2 separate regions of the Homo sapiens genome follow, and region 1 is linked to region 2. The links are chromatin loops, found by intact Hi-C in ENCODE. Cell type or tissue: GM12878. All regions are shown on one strand.

Region 1 (2,500 bases), 96 kb after region 2:
TCATGTTGATCTTAAACTATATTTTTTCTCCTTAGGTTGCTAATGCAATAAAGGCTTCATTGCCTCATGGTCCCATGAAATCTAATAAGGAAGGTACAAGGTGTATTCAAGTTGAAATCACACCAACTTCCTCTCGAATATCAAGAAATGCAGTAACCAGCATGTCAATAAGGGGTCATAGGTGGAAAAGACATGGTAAGAAATACGTAACTCTTCAAGTCAAACCATTGTTGATTCTTTTACATTTTTCACTGTACTTATGGTGCTATAACTTCTAACTTCAGTAAATAGTAATCTGGAAGAAAGAGCTGTGGAGTTGCCCTTAACTCCTAATTTATTATCTAGGAGCAATAGGCAGTAAGAAAAATGGAGCCCCTTATGTTACACATATGAATGAAAATGTATTTAAAAATCATATTCAATTTGAAATTGTTACTTCAGTAGGAGAATAAGGAAAATGCATTTTAAAATTACTCATACATTTTGGGCTTGTATTCAAAAGTATTTGCAAATGTTCCTTAATTAATATTTCTGATTTCTCAGTGAACTCTTAAGCAAGTGAATTTACATATTGAAGTAGAACAACTAATAGGGACTTTAAACACTTTGTCTGCACTTTCTGGTAAAGAATGCCATAGTGTTGACGCAACACTAGTTGTATTTTCTTGAAGTTAATTTTCTTTCAAGATTCTGTGTATGTGTGTGTGTATATATATATCCCTTCTTGTCTGCTTCATTTTATTATTTTAAAATTTTATTGGAAGTCATTTTCATTCACTATGGCTTTTTCAGTGCTTTCCCATTTCCCTCCCTTGTCTTTTAATTTATTGTTCTTTATTTAATTTCATATTATTTTTATAACTTCCCTCCTACCTAGAAGTTATTGTAGTGTCAACAACCAGTCTAAGAAGGAAATTATCACCTTCCTCAGAAGGTAACCATGGTGGGAAGCAAAAAGCTACTTCTTTACCCTAAGCAAACGTGTATATTAGAGGTAAAACAAAATCCATTCTCTATTTTCTTCTTCCTGTAAACTGAGGTGAAAATAATAGTTCCTTTTGGTATATTTGGTACTGGTTGTGTTGTGGTTTCTATAGAGAAAATGGGAAAGGAGAAGAATGGAGCTATTTATGGTAAACTAGAAAGTTGGTGATGAGAACAGTTGCCATTGTTTTCACTTAAGGAATCTAGGTGATTGTATGTCAGAAAACAATAATGATTATCCAGCTTACCTAGTGATCATTTTTGGTGTTTTTAAAGTGTAGCAATTCTTGAAAGTTCCATAGGAAAGTATAAAAGAGGCGGTGATGTTTGCCAATAGCAAGGCAAATTATACCACCATTTAAAACATATAGTCTAAACATACTTCAGCTTCTTCAGTGAAAATTATGCTACTGAATGGGGCTAGATTACAGGTAGAAAGTAATTTAATTAGATATGGTTTACCCTGAGGTTGGTTTTTCTGTTTTGGCATTAATGTGTGAGAACAGGCACGGAGGCAATGAAGCAGATCATAGTGGTTACTGTGGCCATAATTGCTTCTAAGCTACTGCTACAGGAAGCACAAGAATGAATTTTAATTTCTTTTCCACTTTCCTTCTTGCTATTTAGGTAGACATATTGGGAATTTGGGAGAGAAATGTAGGTCCTGCAGTTAAAAATGTGAAATATTGATGCTCCCTTGTATTTGTGCATATGTGTGTATATGAGAGAGAGTATGTGTGCATGTCCAGGCGTACATTTAAACAAGGAGGTCTGTACCCTGCAACAAAATGGAAGCCATTTCCCAGACATATTTTATAGGAAAAAAATTACAAAACAAGAGAAAAGACTGCTTGAATGTATTGTTTCTAGCAGATTCTTACATATCTTCCAGATTGTATTTTGGCTGCCACTTGAGGGGTTAGCACTCTGTCTTAGGATTGTACCCTCATTAAAGTAGCATTCTTATCACCTGTACCCCTTCACAATTCTAACACTTGGGAAACTCTGTTTATTATAACAATAAAGTCACAGATGAGAATATAGAAGTGAATGAACTATAAAAAGTAAGTCACATGCATGGAACAGGTACAGAATACAGCTTAGCCTTGTTTATCACTCTTCTTTAGTGTGAATTCCCTTTATCCAGTGGACTCTAAAATACTCTTAAGTCCTTCTTATTTGCCTCTACAGGTAGGTTGCAGTCTCCTCCCTTTTTAGGGTAGTCTTGGCTTTCCCTTCTAGAGCAGTAAAGTTACCATGTTCGGCTGAATTTGAAAGGTTTCTATTTTCCATCCTCATGGTCCTGCTTCCTACTTGAACACATTGTTTTTCTAGGCTCTCTAACAGGCACTGGCTTCCTGTGGGGAAGGTAGACACCTTTGCTGTACTTCTTAGATATATAGACAATTCTCAAATTATAAATAGATTTTTAAATTTAATTTTGTTTATATATAAATTACAAATTTCTCAAATTATAGATTTTTTAATTTAATTGTGTTAATATATAAATTCTATT
Region 2 (2,500 bases):
CTTCATTGTTTTACCTTTTCCAGAATGTCATATCATTGGAATCATACAGTATATAGCCTTTTCGGACTGGCTTCTTTCACTTAGCAATATGCATGTAAGGTTCATCCGTATATTTTCATGACTTGATGGCTTTTTTTTCATGTCATTGCTGAATAATGTTTCATCATATGGATGTGCCACAGTTTATGTATTCATTCACCTGTTGAAGGATACCATGGTTTCTTTTGGGGATTGGCAATTACGAATAAAGGTGATATAAACATTTGTCTGCAGAGTTTCCTGTGGATATAAGTTTTCAACTCATTTGAGTAAATACCAAAGAGCATGATCGCTCCATCATAGAGTAAGATGTTTAAAATTTTTTAAGACTTGCCAAACTGTCTTCCAAGGTGTCTGGACCATTTTGTATTCCTACCCAGCAGTGAATGAAAGTTCCTTTTGCTCCACCAAATCCTCACCAGCATTTGGTTATGTTAACATTTTGAATTTTAGCCATTCTAATAGGTATATAGTAGTTTCTTATTATTGTTTTATTGATTTTATGCATTTCAAAGTGTATTAAAACATATTTCTACCTCCTGTATCCAAGGTTCTTAACCTTGAGTTGAGAGATGGAATTCAGGACCTTCATGAAGTTGTGTATAAAATTGTGTGTGATTTTCTGGATAATGAGTGGAGCTTATTTTTATCATTAGAATTTAAAAGAGATTTATCACAAAGACAAAGTACCTTTGTTTTAGACCATTTTATTATTATTGTTTTAATTTAAATCACTTTTAACAGTATTGTTTCAATTTAGATTCTGTGCTGTTTGAAAAGTTAGGCCATAGGCAATTGCACTTATAATTATCCAACAGATTTCTGGGGAATCGTTAATGTAACAATCACAATATTAGACACTGGAGATACAGAGCTCAAGAAAATATGATATCTGTTCTTAGGAAATTCATACTCATGTAACTCCTGTTATCAGCCAATAATCAAAGAGGAAGAAGAAAGGCTGCCCTGTCATTCTGATTACTTCTGGGTGCTCAGTCCTGATTGTGCCAGTAGATGTCACTGTAGTGTAGGACAGCTAACCTGATCAGTTAACCTGAAGGCATGGAATTCAGAAATCTCTCTCTTTTTGGTGCATGATGTACATTTTAAAAAAGTAATGTAGATTTTTTTCTTACCGACACAGACACAGAGCTGACATGAGTATAAAATTGTAGTTATTTAAAAATTTAGAGGATATTTTGAAGCCTAACTAAAAATATTTCTGCAAAAGAATATGCATAGCCAACAATATTATAATTTAACATATAATGTTTTAAGCTGGCAATTTGAAACTTCTAAGCTTTCATCATGATTTTAAAGGTAATTGGAGGATTCACATTAAACAAAAAGCCCAACAACAACCATTACTTATATTTGTTAGCATCTGGCATTTCTCTTGTAAAACCCAAAGACAAATTGAATACTTCTAGTAAGAGTGAAAGATTTAAATTTTAGCCTCTATGACATATATGTTATTTCAGAGATTCTTCTATTCTGAAACAAGAAGAATTCTGTACAAGGAAAAGCTGAACTAAAAATCAAAAGTCTTGCTTTAATTTTTAAAGTGCTTATTCATTAATCAAATAAATTATGCTCATACCCAAGATTTTTTTTTCTTTTCTTTTCTTTTTAAACGAGATAGGGCCTTGCTCTGTTGCCGAAGCTGGAGTGCAGTAGTGCAATCATAGTGTTGCAGCCTCAATCTTCTGGGCTCATGCGATCCTCCTACCTCAGCCTCCTCAGTAGCTGGGACTATAGGCACATGCACAGGCACATGTCCAGCTAAATTTTAAAATTTCTGTAGAGATGAAGTTTTACTATGTTGCTCAGGCTGATCTCAAACTCCTGAGCTCAAGCAGTTCTCCCGATTTGGCCTCCTAAAGTGCTGGGATTACAGGTGTGAACCACTATGACCGGCTGAATTTTTTTTGAAATAAAAATTTGAGTAGCAGTTGTATAGACTCAGACTCAATTACATTTAATGTTTTTTTTTTTGTTTTTTTTTTGGCTAGTCTCAAACCATTAAGGACCAATGAGATAAACTAATATACATCATGCTGAGGTGTAGGAGTTTTTCTTTATGCTGAGGAGCTAATATTCTGGATCCAATCACCCAATGAGAATGTCTAGCTTACTTTTTAGCATCCATATCCCAAGGAGGGTTTGTCAATGCAAACTCCTTTTCATATACAAAATCACTCTGAAGAGGTCTTTTGTTTCTAAATGTTCACCAATTAAGTGGGTGGATATTTAAAAGCTGTCTAATTTGTACTGGGAAGGTTGGCATGGGAAGCTCATTTTATGAGCCAGCATTACCTTAATATTGAAACCAGACAAAATAATTACACGTAAAAAAACTACAGACTAATATCCCAAATAAACATAGACCCCAAAATTCTCAAGAAAATATTAGCAAATTAGATGCAGCAATAAATAAAAAGGATAATGCATCATAACTAAG

The links. Peaks named below come from ENCODE experiments on the same cell type or tissue, not always from the same donor. Only the 100,000 strongest peaks of a DNase experiment are listed, where the experiment ranks them.
Region 1: a loop joins it to region 2, with 2.1 times the contacts of the local background. A loop is called at or near these places in 5 of 110 quality-filtered maps.

What each region holds. Positions count from the first base shown.
Region 1 is chr7:22,957,951-22,960,450 of GRCh38, reverse strand. It overlaps HYCC1 (hyccin PI4KA lipid kinase complex subunit 1), which reads left to right. Exons shown (of 11, transcript NM_032581.4): 10 at 36-195. Among named protein-coding and RNA genes, the nearest start is that of HYCC1, 55 kb to the left of the region's middle. In GM12878, no CTCF peak of the experiment used is centred here; a DNase peak (open chromatin) is centred at 1,497.
Region 2 is chr7:23,054,338-23,056,837 of GRCh38, reverse strand. No RefSeq gene overlaps it. Among named protein-coding and RNA genes, the nearest start is that of HYCC1, 41 kb to the right of the region's middle. In GM12878, a CTCF peak has its summit at 1,053 (motif pointing right); a DNase peak (open chromatin) is centred at 1,097.